Regions from separate parts of the Homo sapiens genome. Here region 1 is linked to region 2. A link is an interaction called in ENCODE POLR2A ChIA-PET data of the cell type or tissue named here. Cell type or tissue: PC-3. All regions are shown on one strand. Each heading gives the region's core, and the rest is flanking DNA. Links, peaks and the distances in the headings are about the cores only.

Region 1 (11,632 bases), core at 3,581-6,080, 80 kb after region 2:
TACTTGAGAAATTTGCATTTATGATTTCCTTCAAAACCAGAAGTGATGGTATCAGTTATTGGATTTGTAAACTTAGTTTACCTTTTAAGTGTGCTTAAGTTTTGAGAGTTTGCATTTTAGGTTAAATTTTGTCTGCCCGCGTCTGCTGATTGCAGATAGGCATTTGGATGTTGGATTTGGAGCAGAACTGCATCTAGACTACACGGATTTTACCCAAAAAGACAGCACTTGCACTTAGGCTAAGTGTCTTTCTCCATCGTAACCAATTTATTGAATCACTTTAAGAGTGATCATTGGGGAAATTTTCCTCCTCAGCCTTATTTTGGCCTTTTGAAACAGCAACAAAGACTGCCTAGTCAAATAACTCCTTAGCTGTCCTGCTTTTGAGTGAACTTCATATTTGCCTTGAATGAGAATTTAAATGTTACAAGGTAAAACATTTATTATAAAAAGATATTTGAAAGCTGCTATTTAAAAAGGAATTCCAAAGTAGGAAGACTAGAAGGGCAATTCTCTATTTTCCACCTATTTTTTTTACTTTGATTTGAAGCCAGATGATTTGAACCTTCAGAGAGGGAAAGGATTCAGGAAGACACCTTTGGTAGTTATTCTTAACTGTTTCCTTCTCTATTCAGGCAGGCTTTCTTTGTCTCTTTAATTCTTTTACCACTTTGTATGGTTTACTTAAAAAATCTATCTGAAATAGCTATCATTTCCTGCTATAAAGTTCTCAAGTGTAAACTTTTGCCATTTAAACAGTGTGCTTATTTCCCAGTGTTTACCGTCAATTTCATTGGGTGTTAGGCACCTTTGTGTAAGACAGTTCTATAATGTGGAGGTACACAGCAGTGAGACAAACATGGTTGCTGTCTTCATATACCTTGCGTTCTGGTTGGAATTCAATTTATTTTGAAATGGGAATTCAATTTATTTTGAGATGATGCATCTTTTCCTTTACAGCATTGTGTCACAATCTCATATTGTTCACACCATCAAAATTGGAGTTAGCTCCATTGTCATTGAATGTACATTCTCTGATGAAAATTAAGACTCTTTTCTCCTTAATTGATTACTTTTTAGAAATCAAAGGTGTATTTTGTCTTTGATGCTTACGTTGCAAATGTAATTTGCTTCATAGTGGGTATCTGATTTAATATTTCATAGCCCTTAAGGACGTAAATTTGGGCATCCAATAGACCAAATTCTGTTCCTGACACAGTCACTTTCTAGCACTGCGACCTTGGACAAACTGGCCCGAGCCTCACTTGCCTTATTTGTAAAAAAATAGGCTATGGTAATACCTGCTACATAGGATTGTTGGGCAGATTCAGTGAAAGAATGCATATAAAGAAGGGCTTACTGTAGTCTCTGGTACACAGTAATTTTACTATATGGCCCCTAATGAAGAGGTGGGACAGACTAGCAAAAGGCATACTTTTATATCTTAGTACCCGAGATATGCATGGTCTTTAGGCTTTGCTCTTTACTTGCTGGGTGAGCTTCCATGTGGTAGTTCTCTAAATCACTGCTGCTTCAACTCTAGTAGGAGAGAGATGAATTCTGCTAGCCATCTGTAATGTTTTAAGTATTTGTTAATATTAGGAAGGTATAAATAATGTGAGTGTTGAGGAGAGGTGACTTCAGGTAGGAAGAAGGATCAAGAGAGGCATTGTGGAGCATATAACATTTAACCTTAAAAGATAGGTCTTATAGAGAAGGTGGGAGGAGAAAGAGGGCATTTTAGGTGGAGGACAGATAGGCAGAAACATGGAGCGTATTTGGAGAAGTATGCATATTGGATGCCAAACACTAGGTACATTTACAAATGTTCTCATTGCATCATTCAGTAACCTTCACAGATAAGGTTGCTAAATCTCATGCCAGAAAAGTAACTCCCAAGGACCCCCAGCTGGTGACATGGTAGAACTGAGAGTTGAATCCAAGTTTGACCAATTCTAGTTGTTTCGCTCCTTCTACTAAGCTTCATTGACTTCCAGCTAACAAATGTCTAATTTGTACTAAGATAAAAGAGAGTTGTGAGAAATAAATTGAGAAAATGAAGTTGGAACCAGGTTACTGAGGTCTTTGAGTAGTAGGCTAAGGAGTTTGGACTTAGGGTAGGCAGTAAAAGTCATTAAAGGTTTTTGAGCAACAATAATGGTAGTGAAACTAATTCACAAAGATTAGTCCAGTAGCACTGAGTAACATAAATGGCAGTGGGGGATGTTTCAAAGTGGCAAGTTTGCTAAGACAACTGATGTTAACCAGGTAAGAGAATGAGAGCATGAACAAAGAGCAATGGAAATAGACTGACAAAGAAGTTGAGGTAAGTTGTGAAAGCATAATTGACAAATATTTGGATATATGAAGAATGAGGAAGAGAGAGTAGATTAATCAAAATTACTGTGTGAGAGGATGGTGATGCCACTGGTAATAGGAAGAGAAGATTTAGAGGGAAGATTTGGACATAGTTGAAGATGCTGGTAGCACATTGAAGCATTGTGTCTTGCGCATATAGCTTTACAAAATGGCCATTGTGCTGGATATTCTTTTTGCCCTTCCTGATCTATTTTCCATCTTTATCTCTCTTGTTCTGTGTTCCTGGGAGGCTGACAAATAAAGAACTGCATACTCTCTTTTCTGGCTTTATTCATGGTGGGTTTGGACAGTGATAGAAAAGTGAGGCTGAAATATTTGCTCCTTCTCTTTCTCATATACTTAGCAAGAGATTGTGAGTGGCCACAGCTCTGCTCCAGTGGCCCTCTTATAGCTCTAGGTCTTTTCTGGCTTCTCGTAACTGTCTCCTATTGCTAGATTCTCTAGTCCCAAGAAGGTTCAAACCTTGTTGATTTGCCTTAACTGTGCCCATACCCTTGTAAATAGTTCCTTTTATTAAAACTCTTCAATAACTGAATATACTGTGGTCATCTCTTCAGTGAAATTAAAAAAAAAAACTTCTTTCACATTTTCTTATGACTTGATCTTCCCACACCACCAAACGTGAAGATCTAGCTATTTGCACTAGGTTACTATCCCTAAATTCAGTGCCTCCCTGTTTCTTAGTATGTCAAGTTAAAATTTGTTACTCTTCTGCTGGGTGATTGTGCTGGAAATACAGAAGAAAAAGACAAAAATCCCTGCCCTCAAAGAGCTTATATTTTACTGGGGAGAGACAGGCAATAAGACATAATCAATTATATGGTATGTTAGAAGATGAGAAGTATAGAAAAAATTAGGGTGAGGAATGGCGATTGTTGCAAGGGATGTTTGTGAGGATAGCATACTTTAAAATAGGTGGTATGGGTAGGTCTCTCAGAAAGTGACATTTGAGCAAAGACTTGAAGGAAATGTGGGAGTGAGCAATATAGGTATGGGAAGAGCATTCTAGGTAGAGGATTAGGAAGAGCAAAAGCCCTGAAGCAGGACTGTGTCTGGCCTCTGAAGAAATGCAAATTGTTCAGGGTTGTTGGACCTGAAGGAAGAGGAGGAAAGGAATAATGAGGCCAGAGGGGCCAGATCATGTAGGGATTTGTAGGTTGTTGTAAGGATTTTGGTTTTCACTAAATGAATGGTGAACCATTTCAGTTTTGAGCAGAGGAGTTCCATGATCTGATTTGAATTTTAAAAGATGTGTTTCCCAAAATTCCTATTCCTTTCATACAGCTGCTTTCAATGAAGGTTTATAAGGAAAGCAATCAGAACTACTTGGATAAGGTATAAGTGATCCACAATCTTTTCAACTCTACCATAGGTATCTACATATATATGTTGAGAGATGCTGCTTTTTGGCCAAAATGAATCTTGAATTGGGGGTGTGCAGAAAAAGTTATATCTGGCCTGAGGCTGGTATCTTTTAGAGTGGCCTACTTGCATGGTTGGCCCTTATCTGAACACGTGGATTTAGGGGTATTCTCACTGTTCACTAATAAAGGTGGTTCACTGTACCTAGACTGTTCAAACAAGATGATTTATGCTAAACACCTGCTTTCCTTCTGGGAGTATGGAATTTTGGTACATGCCAGGTAAAGGATGTCTATATGACCAAACTCCCAATGAAAACCTTGCATACTGAGTCCCTAGGCAGAAACATCCCTCGTATAAAAATGTGCTCTGTGTGAATCTTCATGGGAGGGAGAGATCCTAAAGAAGCCTGCACATGGATTCCTCCAGATTCTGCTTATGTCTTTTTCCTGTATGATCCAACTGTGTACACTTACTGTGTCACTGTAATAAACTTTAGCCATGAGTACGATACTTAGCAGTGCTGAGTTTTGTGAACCCTTCTATCAAATCTCAATATGGGCTTGGTCCGGGGGATCCCTGACACAGGCAGATTTTTTTTTTTTTTTTCAAAGAGTCACCAAGTTAATTGGAAAACATCAGGTTATGGATAGAAGGAGCAGTTGGGCAACCTGTCACAGAAGTCAGCCAGCTCTGTCTAGTGGAGAGCTCTTCTGAGCTGTTTCTGCTTTGTTAATTCCTTTTCTTTCTCCAAAAGCTTCCCTCCATTTGGTTTTGTCACACTTTATACATTTGTAACAAACTGCTGACCGGAATTTGTCCATCAGGTTATGAAAAATGGCAAATGAGGAGAGTAAAATTATGGATTTATTTATTAAGAACTATTAAAGTATTCATATGCTCTGGGACACCATTACTAGGAATTTAACCTTAACAGAACAGTTTATTGAAAAATTTATTGAAAGGAAAACAGTCTTTGCATAAAAATTATGACGTAGCAAAAAATTGGAAACTAAATGTCAAATATTAGGGAAATGTTAACTGTGGTCTGTCAAAAGGTGAAATATTAACTCAGTGTTATCAGGTGAATGAATTAACAAGATGTGGTATATACATACAATGGAATATTCAGCCATAAGAAAGAATAAATTTCTGGTATATGCTACAAGATGAATGAAAACATGCCAAGTGAAATAAGCCTGCACAAAAGGACATACTATGATTGCACTTAAATGAGGTACCCAGAGTAGGCAAATTCAGAGAGATAGAAATGGGAAATTACTGTTTAAGGGATACAGAATTTCTTTTCAGATGTTGAGAAAGTTCTGAAAATGGATAGTGGTGATTGTTATACAACATTATGAATGTACTTAATGCTGATGAATCGTATATTTAAAAATGGTTAAAATGGCTTTTTTTCTTTTTTTTGGAGGCCGGGTCTTACTCTGGTGCCCAGGCTGGAGTGCAGTGGCATGATCATAGCTCACTGGAGCTTCGAACTGTGGGCTCAAGTGATCCTCCCACCTCAGCCTCCCCCGTAGCTAGAACTGACTACAGGCACGCGCCACCACAGCTAGCTAATTTAAAAAATCTTTTTGTAGAGATGGAGTCTTGCTATATTGCCCAGGCTAGTATTGAACTCCTGGGCTCAAGTGATCCTCCCACCTCAGCCTACCAAAATCCTGGGATTACAAGTGTGAGCCACCACACCTGGCCTAAAATGGCAAATTTAATGTATATTTTACCACAATAGAAATTGTAATGAAAAAATATATTATTTAACATAATAAATATGTAAGTATATTAAAGTAGTGGGATGAAAAAATTGTATCTTTTAAATATTTTTTTAAAGACAAGGGCTTGCCCTGTTGCCCAGGCTGTAGCACAGTGGTGGTGCAATCATGGCTCACTGCAGCCTCAAACTCCTGGGCTCAGGTGATCCCTCTGCCCATGCCTTCCAAGTAGCTAGGACTACAGGTGCACACCACTATGCCTGGTTAAGTTTTAAAATTTTTTTTGTAGAGATGAGGTCTTACCATGTTCCCCAGGCTGGTCTCAAAACTACTGTGCTCAAGCGGTCCTCTCTCCTTGTCCTCCCAAAGTGCTGGGATTACAGGTGTGAGCCACCATGCCCGGCCAAAAAAATTTTTTAAATGAAATCATGGGACGTTGAAATTACCTATTTGCAAATATTTACAATTATGAATACCTTTTAAAAACTCCATAGAATTATTAAGTTCTCAATTTATTTCTATTCTCATGTCATCCACCCTCTCCCCAACTGGAAGTTGCCTCTTCTCCCACCAAGTTTCCATGATACCCTTTCTGTACTTGACTCTCATACTTTTTACCATTGTATATGCCTATGTCTAATTTTCTCAAACAGCTTGTGTGCTCTTTGGAATTATATTAATATAGGATTTATGTTGTCAGTCTCTGGTACAGCCTGCATAGTAGATATTCAGTGAGACTTAGTTGACTGAATCATAAGCATGCTATTTTACGAAGGTAGAGATTTACCAAAATGTTTGAGCATACGTGCCCATGGGTTTTATATCACTTCAAGTGTGTGCCTGCCTCAATTCTCTGTACTTGCTAGATGTGCAGACCTGATCTCACCCACATACACATCACTGTATTCTTGACTTTAGGGCTTTGCATCATTCATTTATATTTTACCTTTTTATGTAAAACAGCCCAATTTTCTTTGGATCCCGAAAGGAAAGAACTGCAGGCGTGAGGCAGGGGCAGCAGATAGAGGAGAGGATCATTGCAGTCAATTTAAAGTTGCATATGCCTATTGGAAAGTTGTAAGTAAGAAATAATGTTCATTCCTGAATAGAATGTCTGTGAAGGAAGCATATATTTTTTTCCTTCTTAAGCCCCAGTTGTAGTAATTAGGTTTTACTTTTGTTATGAAGAGATGTATACTTTTGCCAGCAGAGGGCACCAGTTGTAGGTTGCAGATTCATGGGAAGACTCAGAGACCAGTGTGCTGGTCTGTGTGAAGCACTCTGCTTGTTGCTTTAGTTGGTCTGCCCCCCACCCACCCGCCTTTTTTTTTTTTTTTTTTTTAATTCCCTTGGGTTCCAGTGGTACTCTTCCAGCTTTCCCCAAGAGCATTCTTTGGCTAGTCCTGGTTAATAAGCTAGGTGCCCAGATGAATCCAGGTGGAAGGACTTTATTATAGTAGCTGTTTGGAAGCCTTGGATGCCAGCTTGTATGTAATATCTTTAGGGGTTCAAAGCTGTTTTTCCTCATCCAGAGGTAAGGTGAAAAAGGCATTAGGCCAGGCATCTGAGGGTCTGGTTCTGCACTGAGGTTGGCTCTCTAAGTAGTTTTGAGCCAGTTACCTTTTCTCTCTGTCTCAATTAGCTTATCTCTAAAATGGAGACAGTAAGATAGGGGTAGTACATTCTGTGTATAGCTAATAGTGGTCTCTTAGGTCAGGCAGACCTGGGTTCAAATTCCAGCTTTGCCATTTACTAACTGTGGGGCCTTGGTTCAAGTTATTTAACTCTCAGAACCTCGATTCTCTCATGTTTAAAAGAGAAATAATAGTCCTACAGGGTTGTGAGAATTAAATGACAAGGGTACATGTGAAGTGTGGAATACAGGGTCTGGCCCAGAGTAAATATTCAAGGAATGGGAGCTATTATTACCATTCAGGGGATGTTGTCTTAAGTCAAAGGAGATGATGGATATGAAGCACTTTGTAAGCTTAAAAATGCAACACAAATGGCATGAGTGATTATACTCTGGAATCTACTTGGCGTGAATTCTTTTACCTTCAGAGGAAGAGTCCTTATTCCTCTGGATAAGGTGCTGTTTTGTTTCTCTTTTGACTTTTTGGGGTCTCAAGTTCCTTTTCAGTTTCTGCCTGGCTGTCTGAGGGCACTTGGCAAGTGCTCCTGAATATGAGAGGGCATTTTGGTGATACAGGTGTGGGTGGACCTTAATTTAGCTTTGGTCTTGTCTACTCCTTGCTGACCTGTTGGTAATAGTAACCAGTGGAGATGTGAAAATAGCTCCAGGAGAGGCCCTACCCTGGTTAATTTTCTTCTTGAACCTAGGACCGAGTGCTCAGGTTCGGTAGCATTGGCACAGACAATGAAAATCATAGCTACTAATGGTTGCTGAGTGCTTATTATAGGCCAGGCTCTCAGCTAAGTGCTTTACATTCTAACCTAACAATGCTGTGAAGTAGGTACTATTGTTCTCACCTTTTTTCGAATGAGAAAAATCGAAGCTTGTAACTTGCCTAGGGTCATGTTTCTGGTAAGTACATTTGGACCTTGCCCTGTCTGATTTTAATGGTCTGGGCTCTTTTCATTGTTCAGGTGATGTTTGCATCTAGCTGTGCATTAGAGTCACCTACGAAGTTCATTAAAATTCCCGTTCCTAGTGGGTGCGATAGCTCACACCTGTCCATCCCAGCGTTTTGGGAGGCTGAGGCGGGAGCACTGCTTGAGCCCAAGGAGTTCGAGACCAGCCTGGGCAACATAGAGAGACCCCGTCTCTAAAACTAAAGGAAAAAAATTAAAAAAATTCCTGTTCCTCAGGCCCTGATTCTATGGGTGTGAGGAAGAGCCGGACCCTGTAGTGTTTTTTCATTTTTCCAGATTTATTGAGGTATAATTTGCATAAATAAACCCATTTTAAGTGTATAGTTTAATGAAATGCAGTACTTGTATACAGTTGTGTAGGTATTACCACAGTCAAGATACGGAACATTTCTATAACCCTAAAAACTTTTCTTCATGCCTATTGATCTGACACCTACCATTTTAACCAGCTGGGCAGATGGTTCTGATGCACAGCTAGGTGTGGGACCATTGTACTGTGTTATGGTGCCTGCAAATGTGAGGAACTGATGTCCTGGAGAAGGAGGGTAAAGGCAAGAAAAGAAAAAGAGCATTTACAAGGAAGAATGATTGGCTTAGCTGTCTTCAGATAAATTTAACTGGCTCCCTGTACAGAGATAGAGTATGGAAGAGAGAACTTTCTAGATAAAACCTAGCTTAAAAAAGTTTCTCCTCCCAACATGGTTTCTTCCTAAGCCACATAAGAGCTGAATGATTCTAAACAAAGTTGGTGTAGATGGCTGAATACATTGCTTTGGGGTAGAGATCTGGGGCCACTAGGGACTTTTGATAAGCTGTAGAAGAAGGCTGGGGTGTGGGAAGGACTGGGCTAAGACAGTGGTCCCTAGGTCACAGACTGGTACTGGTCCATGGCCTGTTAAGAATTGGGATGCACAGCAGGAGGTGAGCAGCCGGCAAGCGAGCATGACCACCTGACCTCTGTCTCCTGTCAGCTCAGCAGTGGCATTAGATTCTCCTAGGAGCATGAACCCTATTGTGAACTGTGTGTGCAAGGGATCTAGGTTGTGCGCTCCTTGAGAAGCTATCTAATGCCTGATGATCTGAGGTGGAACAGTTTCATCCTGAAACCATCATCCCCCCTGACCCCCCACCCCCATCCTTGGAAAAGTTGCCTTCCATGAAACTGGTCCCTGGTGCCAAAAAGGTTGGGGCCTGCTGGACTAAGACACTATTATTGCTGAGCAATCTGAGGATGGGACCTTTTTCTCCAGACAGATACCACATTGATTATTTTGACTCTCCTCTACTGCAGGACTCCAATAGCAACTGTCCTTAATCTGAAGTCCAGTCAGGAAAATTAGCATAGAGCAAACAGGTTCAGACTGTGGTCCAGAGAACATTTGGATAATAAGGTAGAAAATGTAAAATGTGTTTCTGAAACTGGAAAATATTGGGGGTAGGAACTTTGTGCCAGGAGTCTGGAGACTTTGCTTCTTGACTCAGCTCTGCCCCTGGTTTTGCTAGATAACCTTTCTTCCTTTTTTTTTTTTTTCCTAAATTTCATCTTTAATTTTAGATCGAGGGGTACATGTACAGGTTTGTTACATGGGTATCTTGCATGATGCTGAGGTTTGGGGTATGAATGATCCTGTCACCTAGGTAATGAGCATGGTACCCAATAGGTAGCTTTTCAACTACCTTTTTAGGCTTGCTCCTTGTATTAGGTGGTTATTGTGTTGTTATAAAGAAATACCTGAGGCTTGGTAATTTATAAAGAAAAGAGGTTTAATTGCCTCATGGCTCTGCAGGCTGTACAGGAAGCGTGCTGGCATCTGCTTCCGGGGAGGCCTCAGGAAGCTTACAATTGTGGTGGAAGGCAAAGGGGGAGCTGGTATATCACGTGATGAGAGCAGAGGCAAGAGAGTGAGGAGGAAGGTGCCACACACTTTTAAACAACCAGATCTCGAGTGAACTCAGAGTGAAAACTCTTTATTATGGGGACAGTGTGAAACTATTATGAGTGATCTGCCCCTATGACCCAAGCACCTCCCACTAGGCCCTATCTCCAACTCTAACACTGAGGATTACATTCCAGCATGAGATTTGGAGGCTACCAACATCCAAATCATATAACCCCTTTTCCCTCCCTCCATCCTCTAGTAGTCCCCAGTATCTATTGTTCCCATCTTCATGTCCATATGTACCCAATGTTTAGCTCCCACTTATAACTGAGAATGTGTGACATTTGGTTTTCTATTTCTGCACTAATTCACATAGGATAATGGCCTCTCGCTGCTTTCATGTTGCCACAGAGGACATGATTTTATTCTTTTTTTATGACTGTGTAGTATTCCTTGGTATATATATACCACACATTCTTTATTCAGTCCACCATTGATGGGCACCTAACTTGATTTTTTGTCTTTGCTATTTTGAATAGTGCTGCGATGAACATACAAGTGCATGTGCCTTTTTGGCAGAATGGTTTATTTTCTTTTGAGCATATACCTAGTAATGGGATTGCTGGGTCGAATGGTGGTTCTATTTTTAGTTCTTTGAGAAATCTCCAGACTGCCTTCCATAGTAGCTGAACTAATTTACATTCACCAGCAGTGTATAAGCATTCCCTTTCCTCCACAGCCTTGACAACATCTGTTATTTTTAGACTTTTTAATAATGGTCATTTTGACTGGTGTGAGATGGTATCTCATTGTGGTTTTGATTTGCATTTCTCTGGTGAGTAGTGACGATGAGCATTTTTTCATGTTTGTTGGCTGTTTGTATGTCTTCTTTTGAGAAACGTCTGTTCATGTCCATTGCCCACTTTTAAAAATGGGTTTACATGTTTTTTGCTTGTTGAATTAAATTCCTTATAGATTCTGCATATTAGACCTTTGTCAGATGCAGTTTATGAATATTTTCTCCTATTCCGTACATTGTCTGTTTACTCTGTTGATAGTTTCTTTTGCTATACGAAGCTCTTTAGTTTAATTAGGTCTTACTTGTCAATTTTTGCTTTTGCTGCATTGCTAGAAGGGTATTTCCTAGGTTTTTTTCCTTTTTTAAATAGTTTTAGGTCTTACATTTAATTGTTTACTCCATCTTGGGTTTATTTTATTTTATTTTTTGAGACAGAGTCTTGCTCTGTCACCCAGGCTGGAGTGCAGTGGTGCAGTCTTGGCTCACTATAACCTCTGCCTCCCAGGTTCAAGTGATCCTCCTGCCTCGGGCTCCCAAGTAGCTGAGACTACAGGCACATGCCACCACACCTGGCTAATTGTAGTATTTTTAGTAAAGATGGGGTTTTACCAGGTTGGCCAGGCTGGTCTCAAACTCTTGACCTCAGGTGATCTGCCCGCCTTGGCCTCCCAAAGTGTTGGGATTACAGGTATGAGCCACTGTGCCTGAGTTAATTTTTATATATGGTGATAGGGTCCAGTTTCTTCTGCATATGGATAGCCAGTTATCCCAGCATCATTTATTGAAGTCCTTTCCCCATTGCTTATTTTTGTTGACTTTGTCGAAAATCAGTTGGTTGTAGGTGAACAGCTTTATTTCTGGGTTCT
Region 2 (17,205 bases), core at 5,619-8,118:
ACTTGTAATAGTGGTTTGGAGGTCTATCCATGTTATAGATCAGTGCTTCATTTTTCTATGGGTGAATAAAATTCCATTGTATGTCTGTACCACAATTTGTTTATCCATTCATCCATTGATGGACATCTGGGCTGTTCCTACATTTTGGTTATTATAAATAGTGCTGGCATGAACATGCATGTAATGTACTTTTTTGAGGACTTGATTCACTTATTTGGGGTGTATAACCTAGGAATGGAATTGCAGCATCATAGGGTAATTCTGTTTAATTTTTTGAGGAACTGCCAGACTGTTTCCACAGAGGCTGAACTATTTTACATTCCTGTCAGCAGTGTATGAGGGTTCCAGTTTTTCCACATCCTCGCCAACCCTTGTTATTTTCCATTTTAAAAATTATGTCCATCTAGTGAGTGTGAAGCGGTACTGCATTGTGGTTTTATTTGCATTTCATTAACGACTAATGATGTTCAGCATCTTTTCATGCACTTGTTAATCATAGAATTTTGAACATTGCATCATATTTTGGATATACTTGGGAATATTTTGAATATACCAGGGAGGCTGGCTTTCAAAAAGAAATATTTATGATTCCCACATAATACAAGTAATCATCCCCTGATTTGTGTTTCTTGATGTAAGATTTTATATATTAATTTTTATTAAAGTGATTCCTATAAAAAATTTATCTTTTTTGGAGACAAGCTGGAGAGGATTATCTTCACTCCTACATGACACTCTTTATACGGTATTTTCAAAGACCATTCCTAAATCTTCTGCAATATCAAGCAACTGCTATTAAAGAACTCAGAAAAATGTTGCTATGGTGATAATATTTGTCCTTGTGAAACACAGCTATGTGAGCTGTTTTATGCCGTAAAATCTTGCTTGGAGCTCTTTGTAAGATTTATTTGTTGATTTGCTTTTTTAGTGGAGATATATAGTTGATTTATTTTTTTGAGACAGGGTCTCATTCTGCCACCCAGGCTAAAGTGCAGTGGCGCGATCATGGCTCATTGAAGCCTCAACCTCCCAGGCTCAAGCGATCCTCCCACCTCTGCCTCCCGAGTAGCTAGGACTATAGGTGCACACCACCATGCCCAGTTAATTTGTATATATTTTTTGTAGAGACAGGGTCTCACTATGTTACCTAGGCTGGTTTTGAACTCCTGGACTTAACCTATCCTCTTGCCCTGGCCTCCCAAAGTGCTGGGATTACAGGCATGAACCACTGCGCCCTAGCCCAACACATGGTACGTTTTAAAATAAATATAACAACAGCCACCATAACTAACATTTATTGAACATTTATTTGGTGCCAGACTCTCTACTGGGTGTTTTACATAGATTATCTCCTTTAATCCCAGAAGGATGTCAGCCCCTAAGGATAAATAGTATTTTTTTCTGTGTCCATTGTGGTATCCTGAGCATCTAAAAGAGTCCTGCCACAGAGCAAATGTTCAATAAATGTTATTGGATGACTAAACAACCCTTTGAGGTAGTTATTGTGATTATCTTCATTTTACAAATGAGGAAGCTGAGGCTAAGAAATGTAAAACAATTTTCCCAAGGTCTTACAGATAGGCAGTCGTGGAATCCAGATCAGAACTCAGGCAGCCTGCTCCAGAGTCTGTATCATATTGGCTTTAAGCCATAGAGTTCAGAACAGCACTTTTACTTCTTCCTTGCAGGTACTACAGGGTGTCCAGCTATTTTGTGAAACAAAGAAGAAACAATTAAATTCATTTTAGTTTAACAAATATTTATTTATGGCCAATAAATAATGTGTGTTCAAATACTTGTTGGGTGTAATATTGAGAACTGGTAGTTAAGAGAACAAGATTATGTTATGGGGTCTGACACTAGCTGGATGACCTCGTACAAATGATATGCTCTCTCTATGATTTGGACTCCTTAGTTATAAAATGGAAAAGTTGGACTAGATGATATAAATATGCTCCAGCAATAAAATATGGTAACATGAAGAAATAACACTGATAAGGCTCAGTGAACTTGCTTGCTGGGGGTAGGGGTAGTAGGGGTATCTTGGTTTATATATATTTAATTTTTAATCTCTAGGGAATGAAAAAAGAGAAGAGGCAACAAAGTGGTCATTATATGATGGCAGTTGTAGAATATATCATCTAGAAGAGAAAATAAAGCAATTATCTCAGTAACAAGGAAGCCTCAGTTCATCCTTAATTTCAAGAAATAAGATTTACTTCTATCCTGACCCTTTCCTTTGAGGAGTATTATACCCTAAAATTACATAATATTTTATAGTTTCTCAATGCTTTCCTCTCATTTGTACCTACAACTATGCTGAGAGGTAGTTTGGGGAGGATAGTGTTGGGAAAAGCCAAGGGCTTAGATACAGTTCTACAATTATCTAGTGATTCTCAGTCTTAGTTTTTTGATGCCCAGCCTGTCTTATCTCCAAATTTGAAGAAAATATAAATTATTATTTTTAATGTTTTGATTTTTCTTTTAAATTCACTTGGTTAGAGGATATATATGCCTAACAACAGTTTTCCCTTAGGTTTCCAGAAGAGGATATTGCCTAATCAAACAGAATAATAGGGTAGCAAAACTTCCAAAACAATGTGTTAACTTTTTTTTTTTTCGAGACAGGGTCTCACTATGTTGCCCAGGCTGGAGTGCAGTGGCAGTGGCTATTCATGGGTATAATCACAGCATACTACAGCCTTGAACTCCTGGACTTAATTAAGCAGTCCTCCTGCCTCAGCCTCCTGAGTAGCTGGGACTACAGGCATGTGCCACCATGCCTGGCTCCTGTGTTAACTTTTTTAGAAAAAAAGATCTTAGGGATGAAACATACTTTTTAAGGCTCAGTTGTTTTCTACTTTAAATTGGGTTGAATGATTATATTTCTTACTCTTCCAAGTTTAGACAGTACATGCACTGAACTCTTACCACATGTCTGATTTATACAAAGTGCTATGCTGAGTGCCTCAGAAATTGAGAGAGGACCTTGCCTTCAATCCCACAAAAATTATGAAACATAAAACTGACCACTGCATATGACAGAACATTATGAGTGTCTAAAGCTAAAGATAAAGTGTTATAGGAAATCAAGATGAAGAGAGTCCTTTCAGCAACAGTTGTTGAGAAAAGTTTCATGGAAGAGGAACCAAGTCTTGAAGGATGTAGATATTAAGAGTGAAAGAGTGACAGCAAGAGTGAAGTGAGAGAAGGAGAGTAAGAGAAAGATATTAACAGGTGGAGGGAATGAGTATGAGTATAGGCTCAGAAGGAAAAATATTCAGGGTGTATTTGGGAAAGTTGTGAACAAGTTGCACTCCCTGAAAAAATTGTTAGAGAGATCCCTCCAATATTGGTTCTTCGTTATCATTGTTCTTTTTCCACTCCTACTCCAACCCAAATAAAATAAAAGAATAGGCCATTAATTCCTTCATTCAACTAGCATGCATTGAGTACCTGCTCTGTCCCAGGTGCTTTGCTAGGGAGCATAAGCTAGAAAGATCAACTAGCTTTGCCCTCAAAGGGCTCACAGTCTGGTGAGGAAGACCAACTCTTAGTTAGAAAAGGAGTTACATACAGAGTGCCCATTTTATTTGAAATGGGGCCACCTTGAAAAGAATGAGCTTGGCTGCATTGGGCTGATCGCCTAAGCTCTGTTTTTAGCCCTTGGAGCAACTTCAGGATGTGTGGCATTCCAGGAGAACAGCTGCATACTATATTCTGAAAATGACTAAAGTAGCACCTCCGTTTTTTCCAGACCCGCAGCAATGACTCTCACTAGGAAGGAGAGCCAAACCCTACCCTGTCTTGTGCTATTGGGCATGTTGTTCCACAGACTTTTAGAGGGGAAGTTTCAGATTTTCTTGCTTTTGTCCCAAAGAAAGGAGATATGGAGGAAGGAAGGGCTAAACTATAGAGGCCTCTCATTTTTTTTTAAAAAAAGTATAGAATTCTTTATTGTTATTTCTTAGTGCAGCAAGAGATAATAATGATAGATATTATTTATTAAGTGCTTAGTGCCAGGCACTGTGATGAGAGCTCTAACATGCAGCATCCAGTTTAACCCACCAGCAGTCCTAAAAATTAGCTACTATTTTCATCACCTTTTACAAATAAGGAAACTGAAGCTTAAAAAGATTAAGTAACTTTCCCATGTCACATAGCTAATGAGTGGATATGGTGGAAAGTGTAATTAATATTGGAATGCGTTTTATGTTTCATAATTTATGGAGAAAACTGAGGCCTAGAGAGAAGTGATTAGTCCATAGGCATGGAGGAAAATGATGTTAGAGCCAGCTTTAGAACCCATGTCTCAATTTTATGACTCTTTAAATTTTTAAAACTTATTTATAACAGAAAATTTCAAATATATGTATATCTATATGTCTATATATATCACCTAGTTCCTACAATCATGTATTCATGATCAATCTTATTTCATCTGTACCCCTACTGTCTTGCCCCCTACCATATTATTTTGAAGCAAATAGCAAAATATTTTGTCTATAATATAATCAAAATATTTCTCTAAGAGGTGATTTTTGTGAAAAATATAATACCATAATCACACCTAAAAATTAGTAATAACTCCTAAATACCATCAATGATCTAGTCTGCGTTCAGATTTCCAGTTGTCTCCTAAATGTCACAGTTTTTTCTTGCAGTTGGCTTGCTTGAATCAGGATCCAAATAAGGTTCACACATTACAATAGATGTATCTTCTAGTCTCTTTCAATCTATAGCTTTCCCTCCAGCATTTTTATATTCTTGTGATTGTTGAAAAAACTAGTTGTTTGTCCTGTAGAGTTTCCTGCAGTTTTGATTTTGTTGATTGTATCCCTGTGGTGTAGTTTAAGATGTTCTTCTCTTCTGTCTTCTGTATTTCCTATAAATTGATTGTTGGATCTAGAGGCTTGATCAGATTCAGGTTTGATTTTTTATTTTGAAAGACAACTTCACAGGTGATGTTGGGTTGTGTTTCTCTATCAGGAGGCACAAAGTGTCTGGTTATCTCTTCTTTTTGTGATTTTATAGTAGCAATCATTGATTATTATTATTATTTTTTGAAATAGGGTCTCACTTTTTTGCTGGAGTGCAGTGGCATGATCTTGGCTCACCTGCAACCTCCGCCTCCTAGGTTTAAGCAATTCTCCTGCCTCAACCTCCCAAGTAGCTGTGATTATAGGAGCGCGCCACCATGCCTGTCTGATTTTTGTATTTTTAGTAGAGATGGGGTTTCACCATGTTGGCCAGGCTGGTCTTGAACTCCTGACCTCAAGTGATCCACCCACTTTGGCTTCCCAAAGTGCTAGGATTACAGGCATGAGCCACCGTTCCTGGCCTAGCAATCACTGATTTTTAATGCCTAGGTACAGTAATTTATTAGAGATTCCAAGGCCTTCCATTTACTGCCATGATGGAATATCAGGAATAGAATTTACCCTTTCAACTTAACTAAAAAACCCAACAAGATATATGAAACAATGGTTTTCAGACATTGGACAATAGGCATAATAGGACTGTGATTCTTGAAGAAAGAGAAGTAATGTCTGGCATCCAGTGAAAAATTACTGGATGTGCAAAGAAATGAGATAATATAACCCATAACATAGATACAATTTAATTAATAGAAACAGAAATGACACATATATAAAATTAGGAGACAAGGATATTAAAAAGCTATGATAAAAATGCTTTACATGTTCAAGAAGTAGAGGAAAACACAAGCATAACAAGGAGAGAAATGCAAGATATAAGAAAAACACCCAAGTCAAATTTCTAGAGATGAAAAATACAATATTTGAAATGAGAAGTACATTGGATGGGATTAACAGCAGACTAGACACAGTAGAATAAAAAATTAGTACATTTGAAGGCATAATAATAGGAAGTACTCAAAGCACAGAGAAAAAAGATGAAAAAAATGAACAGGGCATCAGTGAGCTGTGGAACAATATCAGATAATCTAATATACATGTAACTCCAGTTGGAGAAGGGCAGGGATACCAGAAAAGTATTTGAAGAAATAATGGCTGAGAAATTTTCAGGTGCCCTAGCAGGACCTGGAGACCTCTTTTTCTGTTGTAATGAAAGGCAGGATTGCTTCTCTGTAGATAAAGAGAACAGTTTCATGATGAGCAGGCAGAAAGCTATAATCAATAAACTAACCCTTTTAGACTACATAGTGACCTTCTGTGTTACATGTGTGTTGCTTTCCCCTTAGGACCATCTGGAAAATTTGTGATACTGGTCTTTTTATTTTACTTTTTTGTCTATCCTTGAATCTCTTATTTACTCTTAAAGTGATTCCCTTCCCTCACCATCATACCACCAAGTGCTCCTGGCTAACCTAAGGAAGCCCTGTACCTGTTTCCTGAGCTGCTTGCCTGGGCTCCAGGGTCCTTTCATTCATCCATGCATCCACCTCCAGCTTTCCCTAATGAAATTTTGACTCACTTTGGTCCTGCCTGTCAGCTCATCTTAAAGGCTAATCCTTGATAATTAATTCTAGAGATTTCTGATGGGTTAATGTATAACACTAACAGGTTAACATTCATATTTAAAAGGCCATCCAGAGATTTGCTGTAATTCCTATTTATTTAAGGCCTAGCTCAAATACAATCTTATTTATTCAACAATCACTTCTCTAGTGGTACCGTGAGTCACATACTGTGCTAGATGAATAAGACCTAGCTCTTGCTCTCTGGAGCCTCACATTCCTGAAAGACAGACTTACAAACAAATACAAGTTGTTATCATATAAATACAGTAAAGGAGGTGTGAACAAAGGTTCTGAGCACTCAGTGGGGGAACAGTTAGCAGGTCCTAGAGCACTCAAGAAGAAAGACTTTTGTAAGGTGCCTGTTGGAGAAACAGGAGTGGAACAGTCTGAGAATGTAAAGAGAATATTGGGCAAAGAAAACATCATCAGAGACACAGAGATAATGAAAAATGTCAATTGCTATTTGCTAAGTCTTTCCTGTGGTTCATGCACAAAGCTTTGCATACATTCTCTCACTTGACTCTCACAAACACCTTTTTAAATAGCTGTTTTTATAATATGTACTTTACAGATCTGGAAACTGAGGCTTGAGGGGACGTTCTGAAAGTTACTCAAGGTTGTCTAATATGGCAGAAGTAGGATTGGAACCAAGATCTATCTGATTGCAAAACATATATTCTTAATCCTTAACTTACTAAAGAAAACTTGTGTTCAGAATATGGTAGGGTGAGGGCAAGGTAGTAGTAGGAGAGAAGGCAGGGAAGGTTTGTAAAGGCCAGACTTCTGAAGGGTTTTATATGTTATACATCCATGAAATAGCTTTTTTAAAATCCATTTTGGTCCCCTAACTCCCAAGCCAGAAGGAATCTTATTTTTCCCTCTTAACCCCCAAGCACTTAATGTTTATATCTCACATCCATTTATAACTTTTGTTTTTTTCCCATTTCCCCATTTACCATTAGGCAACACAGTTTTAATCAAAGGAATTATTTCTTTTTTGAAAAATTGTATAAACCAGGCATGGTGACGTGTGCCTGTAGTTCCACCCACTCAGGAGGTAGAGGTGGGAGGATCACTTGAGCCCAGGAGTTCGAGGCTGCAGTGAGCTATTATTGTGCCACTGCACTCCAGCCTGGGTGAACAGAGTGAGACTATGTCTCTTAAAAAAGATAATAAAAGAAAAAAAAATAAAATTTATATATATTTAAATTATACAACTTGATTTGATATACATATTGTGAAATAATCACCACAATCAAGGTAATTAACATATCCATCATAGTTACCTTTTGTGTGTGTGTGAGAATACCTTTTGTGTGAGAATACTTAGGATCAACAACAAATTTTAAGTATATAGTGTAACATTGTTACTGATAGTCACCATGCCATACATTAACTCTCCAGAACTTATTCATCTTGCATAACTGAAAGTTTCTGCCTTTTGACCAACATCTTTTCATATCCTCCTTCCTTCAGCCCATGGTGAATTCTATGAATTTAACTATATTAGATTCCACATATAAGTGACATCATAGAGTATTTATCTTTCTATGTTTGGCCTATTTCACTTAGCATAATGTTCTCCAGGTTCATTCATATTGTCACAAATGGCAGGATTTTATTCTTTTTAAAGGCTGAATAATATTCCATTGTACATGTATACCACATTTTCTTTATGCATTCATCTGTCAATGGACATGTAAGTCGTTTCCGTATCTTGGTCCTTGTGAATAATGCTGCAGTGAACACAGGAATGCAGGTATCTCTTCAAGATCCTGATTCCGCAAAGGAATTATTTCTTATTCGTCATCTTTATCCCGTACAATACTCCACTCATTTAGTGAATGCTCTACTCACAAGGAAGGAAGGAAGGAGGGAGGGAGGGAGAGAGGGAAGGAGACCTGTGGTTGTAGAAAGTTTAGGCACCTGGGCTTTGCATTTCTTTTATTTATTTATTTTTGAGACAGGGTCTCACTGTTGCCCAGGCCGAGTGCAATGGTGAGATCACAGCTCACTGCATCCTTGACCTACTGGGCTCAAGTGATCCTCCCCACTCTCAGCCTCCCCTGTAGCTGGAACTACAGATGTATGCCACCACACCTGGCTAATTTTCTCTATTTTGTAGAAACGGAATCTCACTCTGTGGCCCAGGCTGGTCTTGAACTCTTGACTCAAGCAATCCTTCCACCTCGGCCTCCCAAAGTGCTAGGATTACAGGTGTGAGCCACTGTGCCCAGCTGCAATTCTTTAAGAAGTTGTGGTTGCCTTGGAGAAATTGGAAACTCTCAGATTCTTAGGCCATCCCTATATGCTAGTTGGTAAGTCATAACTCCAGCATTGCCTCCTGGGTTTCAGTGTGCATGACATCAATATGGGACAAGCCAACTGAGCTTTCTGCCAAAACTTACAGGAAAATCTGGGCTGAGCCACAAATATTATGAGCTCTAACCCAGGGACATAGCAGCTCTCCCTGCAGTTTTTGCTGATTTCTAGATGTTGTGGCTCCCTTGCCTGGGATCCGTTTGGTGTTTAGCACTTAGCCATAAATCAGTCTTGTGTCCTATGGGTAGGCTGGGGCTGGAAAGTAGAGGGAGGGAGAGCAGCTGGAGATACCTAGAGATGTTAACTGAGAATGTGCAAACCAAGAAGGAAGACGGGAACCCAGGCTATCTGCATACCTTTTTCTGTGGATAGGTTGACTGCGTAGACCTTTTTCCAAGCAGCCTGGTTGTGGCCTGTGGCCAGTCAGTTGTGTCTGCAGAAGAAATTGAGCCTTTTCTCTTCTTAAGCCTCCTTCCCTCAAATTCCTAGACCTGGAGCATACCTAAACCTCAGTTTTACCCTTTTCCCTATACAGCAGATAATGAATCACCTGATTTAGAATCAAGGGATGTGGGTTCAGGTACGGTCAGCTACTCACTGTTTGACCTTAGGCAAGTCACATAGTCTCTCTGAGCTTTGGCTTTTTCAACAGAGTTGGAGTTATGCCTCCAGCCAGTCCTGACACCCTGCCCCCTCTGCTCCCTCCGCCCCCCGCCCCCGCCTTCCCCTTCCCCATCCTATAGTTGTTGGAAGAGTGAAATGAGATAATAGGGTTGAAAGTGTTTTGTGAATGGTCAAGCTCTGTGCAGTTAATTGTAAGGGAGGAGGAGGAGGATGTGGTTTCCTGAGGGGCATTTGGGTTGTATGACCCTATTGAGTAAGCCCTTCTTTTTGTGCTGCCTAAAGTGCCACGAGGTGGCAGCAGGATCCTATCTTCCCTCGTCTTTAGTGGAGGATAAAGCCAGGAGAAGATAGGAAAGGCCTTTGGATGCTGCTTTGCTCTATCCTACAAAGGTGAAGAGGATTTATTTCTTTACCATTGTCTACATTTCTCACTCCACCAAATCCCCCTGGTTAATATTAAATAATTCCTCAAAGGACCCCCCCCCCCACTTTTTTTTTTTGAGACGGAGTCTCACTCTGTCGCCCAGGCTGGAGTCCAGTGGCGCGATCTCGGCTCACTGTAAACTCCGCCTCCCGGGTTCACGCCATTCTCCTGCCTCAGCCTCCCGAGTAGCTGGGACTACAGGCGCCCGCCACCACACCCGGCTAATTTTTTGTATTTTTAGTAGAGATGGGGTTTCACCATGTTAGCCAGGATGGTCTCGATCTCCTGACCTTGTGATCTGCCTGCCTCGGCCTCCCCAAGTGCTGGGATTACAGGCGTGAGCCACCGCGCCCTACCAGGAGCCCCATTTTTAAACTAGAATCTCAGGACACTTTCTCCACTTTTGAAGAGGCACAAAGAAGGGAGATAATTTGTCCAATATTAAATAATTAGTTCATTCGAGAAATAAGACTTCAGTTTAGGTTTCTTCCTATGAGTGCAGTCCTTTTGAAAATGTGAGTATTTTCAAGATGTTTTGGGAGGCTTGAAGCGGCTTTGTTTCTTTCAGTGGAGGGGATTTTGAGGGCCTTCTGAGACAGAGGGAAATAGGAAACCTGTCTGTAGCATTCATTTGAAAATCTTTTGAAGTGTTGCCTTGATTAAGAAACTGATTAGGGCACCTTATTAGGAACCACCAAGTATCTGAAAGGCAAGCCTTAGAAACTCTCAGATATGTATGCTAGATGGAGTGCGACAGACACCTCGGGAGAGAGGATCCTTGGTGCATTGTTTTAAGGGATGCATTTCAGAATATGGAGTTTTGCATCAGACTTGCCTTCCTGTTTATATTCTCCTCAGAGGCAAATGTTCAAACGAGACTATTCTCAGTACACTCTGGCTTATGGCAAAGGAAGGTGAGAATGAGGGAAGCCAACCTTAACCATTTGCTATTGATAATCCACATAAGGTGGCAGAGTAACAGAAATAAAAGCATATGGACTTGAGAGTCCAACAGATGCTGGTTCAAAGCCTGCCCCAGTTACTTGCTTTTACAGGCAATTTTCATAGGTTCCAGTTTTCTTATAAAATGGGAGTAATAAGACCTACCTTGTTAGCTATGTAACCTTTGACAAGCTATTTAGCCTCTGTGTAACTCAATTATGTCTGTATAATGAAGGTAATAATTAAATGGAAAGTCCTACTTCATAGGATTTTATAATGATTAATAGGTTGTTTCCTAGAACTATGCATGACATATAATAAGCACTTGGTAAACATTTGCTGTTGTTTTTGGTATTATTATCATCACCATAGAGGGTTGTTATGAGGATTAAATGAGACAGTGTATGTAAAGGTTTTAAAGACAGCAGACACTCAATAAAGTGGTATTTATATGTAACTAATAACCACAGTGATGTAAATAGTATTTACCATAAACGAGCCTGCTTATGATGTAAGTACGGGAGTATTATTTTGTCTTTTGTTTTATGTTTATTCTTACTCCATTATTTGAAGATATTCTTGGCTTTTTAAAATACGGATCTATCTTTTTTTTTTGTAATCTAAAGGCAATAATAATGGTTAACATTTATTGACCCCTTTCTATATGCCAGACCCTGTGCTTTATGTATATTGTCTTAGGAGAATTTAGTAACTTGTTTAAGTCCATTCATCTACCAAATGATAGAACTGGGATTTGAACCCAGACAGTGTGATTCTAGAGGCTGTTTTCTTTTATACTATCCTGCCTACTTAACAAAACGTTTGGACTAAGACGATCCCATATTTTAGCAATAGAATTATGTCTTGTGGCTGAAATATATTTAAGAATTAATCATAAAATTTATAATACATATGAGGCATAATAAAAATGTTCATTACCAATGATCTGGCAGATCCACTTTTGGATATCTAACCTCAGGAAATAATCCAAAATACAGTCACAGTTTTATGGATAAAGATGTTCATCACAGTGTTATTTATATTATAATTTGGAAAAGTTTTAAGGCACTCTAAACATCTGACCAAGGAATGGTTAGTAAAACATGGTATATCTACTTGATGAATTTTTATGGAGGTCTTAGTAATTGTAAACGGTGATGCTGTTTAGAACTTTGTAAGAAAACATACTGTATGTATGTGAAGTCATGAGAAGATAAGTAATAGATACTTTCTTTTTCTTTCTTGTATATTAATCTTTTATTTCCTCATTCCAGCAAGGTGAATAGGACAAAGGGATTCTCAGTCCTTTTATGTATTAGGAGTTGGGAAATTTGAGTAATTTTTAAAGGTTGAATCTTCTCTCACCAATAGGAAGTCTCAGGGAATCTTTTCTTTACTCAGCAAGTAGATTTGGCCCCTTGGTGGACACTTAGAAAGAGTCAAAAGATATAAAGTCCTGAATCTTCTGGTGAGATGCTCACAGTTTTGTTAGCAACAAGTTTGTAGCCAGGAAGCAGAGTGGTATATGTAGAATTAGAGAAAGGCTGGGCAACAGGAATAGACTTTGTATACATGCACTGAGGGGACCCAAGGACTGGAGGGACAGTGTGGCAGAGCTGAGACACAGAGGGTTTAAGTGGCATGCTTAGGGCAGCACAGTGAGACCATGGAAGAGTTGGGATGAGAGTCCCTGGACTCCCGGCTTCCAGAGACATTGATAGTCCCCATCCCTCCAACACCGGAGGCAGTTTTGTTATAGCTCTAAATGTATGAGTAAGTGGATGCTCCTCGTGGCCTCTCAGAAGGATGCTTAAGCATATGAGCTGTTTCCCACTAGTTGCTTATAGAAGAATTGAGGAACCTTCACATAATACCATAGGTCAAGTTTCCACTGAGTTATTGACTTAGAAACTATACCTCAGACTCATTCCACGAAGCTAGAAGCCCAGCATTTTCGTTAGGCTCTAAAATCAGATTTAACATCTGCTACTGAAAGCTCCTGGCTGAAGCTCTTCCAGGAACAACTCGGAAATCCTGGTTTCATACTTCTCTCAAGTCCCTTTAATCAGAGACAGAGGGCATTTTTTGAAGCCATATGGGTGAGGAGGGGCTTTATCTGAAAATGTCCATGAAATGTTCCAAGGTTATGGCAGGCATGATTAGCTTATATATGTCTTTCTAAGAGTCCATGAGGTGAATGTTGAAGTTCCTCATCAGTTTGGGAAGGCTGAAAGCCTGTTTATTCTGTATAATAAGATGAATGCATGCCATCTGGATACCCATTCCTCTGGAAGATCCTCACCTAAAGAGACTGGCTTAATTGTATGGTAGATAGCAGACAGAACTGTTGGTCAAGGCCAGTCAGGGATGCTGGACTTCAGCTATAGCTTTGCAAATTTACCAATCTGGGTAGTCTTTCTCAGTGATCATGTACCTAGCTCCTTGGTTTCTTGGAGAAGCTAGGGAATTAGATTCTGATGAAAAGCCATAGTCCTACTCTGCCTCTTTCTAAATACCTAACCATGTTGTAATTGTCTGGATTACTGACACTGCCCCCTCAGAAAGTGCATTCGTCAAGAGCAGGGATCCAATCTTACTGTTCTCTTTATCCCCAGTGTCAGGCAGATAACTTGGCGGGTACTCAGTAAATGATAGTTGAACAATGAATGAAAGAGGATGGAATCTGAAGCCAGACAGATCAGAATTTACCACTGTGTGACCTCAGGCAACTTGCTTAATTAACAGTTTTAAAATTTGTAAATTGGAATAGCATTACTTACTTACAAGAGTGTTTTTAGGATTAAGTTAATGAATGGAGGGGCCTGATAAGTGATGTTCCTTTGGATTCTGATTCAGTAACATAACAAAGATTGGAACATAGAATCACAGAATTACAAAGCAACTAAGAGAAAACTAGCCTAATTTCTGCCTGGCTAAGTCCTAATCCTTTGGATCTCAGTTTAAAAATTATTTCTTCCAAGAAGTTTTTCTTATCTACTTCCTGTCTCCATTGTCCCCTGAGTAGGTTAATTCCTCCTTCATCATGTTATATTTTCTCTGTTACAGCACTTGTCACAGTTCTTTTTTTTTTTTTTGAGACGGAGTTTCACTCGTTACCCAGGCTGGAGTGCAATGGTGTGATCTCAGCTTACCACAACCTCTGCCTTCTGGGTTCAAGTGATTCTCCTGCCTCAGCCTCCAGAGTAGCTGGGATTACAGGTGGCCACTGCCACGCCCAGCTAATTTTTTTTTTTTTTGTATTTTTAGTAGAGATGGGGTTTTACCATGTTGGCCAGGCTGGTCTTGAACTCCTGACCTCAGGTGATCCGCCTGCCTCAGCCTCCCAAACTGCTGGGATTACAGGCATGAACCACCACGGCTGGCCTTATCACAGTTCTTTTAAAGTATTATCTCTGTTAGACTGTAAACTCCATGAGGGCAGGGATTATATCAGTCTTGCTCACTATAGTATTTAAGCACATAGTAGACATTTATTAAATATTTATTGATTGAATGAAGCAGGGGCTTAGGAAGGATAGGTAATTTGCCCAAAGCAGAAGCTAGACTCCACATCTCTTGACTCCTTGCAGCACAACTGCCTCATAGACAGGCACTTTGGATTCTCAGGTTTTTTAAAAAAGTTTTTGTCTTTTTCTCCTTCATTAAGAAAAATTATATAAGCATTATATGTTCTTAGTAGAATATTTGGGAAATACAGTTAAGCAAAGAGACAGAAAGAAAGAAAGAAAGAGGGAAGGAGTTTAGAAGGCACGGTGCAAAATTTTTTTTTTTTTTTTTGAGACGGTGTTTGCTCTTGTTGCCCAGGCTGGAGTGCAATGGCACAATCTCGGCTCACTGCAACCTCAGCCTCCTGGGTTCAAGCAATTCTGCCTCAGCCTCCCGAGTAGCTGAGATTACAGGTGCCCACCACCACACCTGACTAATTTTTTTGTATTTTTAGTAGAGATGGGGTTTTGCCATGTTGGCCAGGCTGGTCTCAAACTCTTGACCTCAGGTGATCCACCTGCCTCGGCCTCCCAAAGTGCTGGGATTACAGACATGAGCCACTGTGCCTCGCCATGATGCAAAGATATTAAGAAAATCTTAAAGCTAGTGAATAAAAGCCACATTATCTTAAAAGGAATGAAAAAAATAAGACAGTTGGTTTCCCAACTGAAATTATGGAAGACAATGGAATAACACCTTTCAAATAATGAAATAAATAACTGCCAATCTGTAATTCTATATCTGGTGAAAATATTCTTTAAAGGTCAAAGTTAAAATAAAAAACACACACTTATTTTTAGACAAAGAAGTTGCTTGTTTACCCCTACTAGACAATGAGATAATAATAATAAATAAAAAGTTATATGTATAGGAAAGGAATATAAAGTTGTCATTATTCAAAAACAAGGCCGAGCACAGCGGCTCACACCTGTAATCCCAGCACTTTGGGAGGCCGAGGTGGACAGATCACTTGAGCCCAGGAGTTTGAGACCAGCCTGGGCAACATGGTGAAACCTCATTTCTACAAAAATTCAAAAATTAGCTGGGCATGGTGGCACACATTTGTAGTCCCAGCTACTCCAGATGCTGAGGTGGAAGGATCACCAGAGCCCAGGAAGGTTGAGGCTTCAGTGAGCTGTGATTGCACCACTGCACTCCAGCCTGGGTGACAGAGTGAGACCGTGTCTCAAAAAAAAAAAAACCAAAAAACAAAAAACAACCCAGCATGATTATGTCCACAGATAATTCAAAAGAAGCTACAGGTGAATCATTAGAATTAGTAAATGAATTTAGCAAGAGCTCAGAATACAAGTCAACGTAAAAATTCCTGGTATTTTAATATACCATCAACAAATAATTAGAAAAGAAATAGTATTGATGAAGTTTTACCTTAAAAAAAAAAAGGCAGCAAGATGGAACAAGTAGGAAAGAAATAAAGACACATTACCCAAAAGTCTTGTCACATCACCTGGGAATAAACACTATTAATGTTATGGGATACTTTCTTTCAGACATTTTCCTGAGTGTTATGCACACATGCATGCGTGTGCACACACACATAAATTAAAATATTTGTCTTTGTTGTTAAGTTGAGAAATGTCATAGAAAATAGGAAGGGTTGATAACTGGAATTATTAGGAAACCAGGTTATCTAGTGACAGTGTCCAGAAGAAAGGGACACTGCTGCTGTGGAAAAGCAGAAAGCATCTTTGGAGACCCCAGGATGTAGAAAATGGCCTCCAAATCAATAACTCAATAGCTTTTACTTTTAGGCTGTATGTTGCCTTATTAGAGAAGGATTTGGCTCACTGAAAAAGATAAAGTTCTGCCCTGCATTGGCCTTTAAGAGAGAATCTGGTTCCTCTAATAGAATCATAATGGGGCCTGCTCTCCTGGAGGCTGGTTGCCCTGGAAGGCCTTTCGTTTCTAAAAGCTGTTCCAAGAACCTGTCAAGGCAATTAATTAAAAGTTAATAGAGCATTTTCTTCGAGTCCCAGGACTTGCTCAGCTCTCTTATTGGCACAGCTCTTCTTGGCAAATGACATTTGAGCTATAAAAGTTCACCTTGCCCTTGAGCTCCTTGTGACCAATGTGTGTTTTTATTTGTCTTCCTGCCAGTGCAGGTATCCTAAGCTCTTATATTTCAGATGGAAATTTAGCTTTCTGCTTCTTCAGATGCTAAATCTAGAGGATATAGTCCTCATTTACTGTTCAGATCCACACACCACTTTCAAGCAAAGATTTGTCATCCCAGATGTTATTCTACACCTACAGTTTACAAATATCTGTTGAGTTCCCCTACTTTGTGTCAGATGCCATACTTGGCACTGGAGCTACTACAGTGAATAAGGTACAAGCCCGGCCTTTGAGGAATGCATGTTCCTTGAAGGCACACATGTAAACAGGTCTTCCTGGTACTGCATGGTAGGTATACACAGGGTGTGGGAGCAGTGACTAGGGGATCCTAATAGCCCTGGGGAATTAGAGAATGTTGTTGAGAAATGTTTAAGTGGAATCTTCAAGACTCAGAATTTCATGACTTATTGACAGTACTATAATCCCTGTGTAATTAGGATTATGTCTTTATGTTCTCATTGGATAATTAATAGAACATAGGTTTGAAAACATTCTGGCATTTAATAAGTAAATAATTACTGCCTGACTTGTTTTTTTTTTTTTTTTTTTTTTTTTAGAGGCAGGGTCGCTCTGTTGCCCAGGCTGGAGTGCAGTGGCATGATCATAGCTCACTGTAATCTCGAACTCCTGGGCTTAAGTGATCCTCCTGCCTCAGCCTCCTGGTTAGCTAGGTGCATGCCACCATGCCTGGCTAATTTTTAAATTGTTTTTGTGGAGATAGGGTCTTGCTGTGTTGTCCAGGCTGATC

The links. ChIA-PET counts read pairs that join two places held together with the same protein. Peaks named below come from ENCODE experiments on the same cell type or tissue, not always from the same donor. Only the 100,000 strongest peaks of a DNase experiment are listed, where the experiment ranks them.
Region 1: POLR2A ChIA-PET joins it to region 2 with 5 read pairs; 10 of 35 experiments call an interaction of 5 or more read pairs at or near these places.

Annotation. Positions count from the first base shown.
Region 1 is chr5:137,738,273-137,749,904 of GRCh38, reverse strand. It overlaps HNRNPA0 (heterogeneous nuclear ribonucleoprotein A0), which reads left to right. Exons shown (of 1, transcript NM_006805.4): 1 at 1-4,254. Among named protein-coding and RNA genes, the nearest start is that of KLHL3, 8.0 kb to the right of the region's middle. In PC-3, for the core only: no CTCF peak of the experiment used is centred there; no DNase peak of the experiment used is centred there.
Region 2 is chr5:137,814,883-137,832,087 of GRCh38, reverse strand. No RefSeq gene overlaps it. Among named protein-coding and RNA genes, the nearest start is that of MYOT, 44 kb to the left of the region's middle. In PC-3, for the core only: no CTCF peak of the experiment used is centred there; a DNase peak (open chromatin) is centred at 6,687.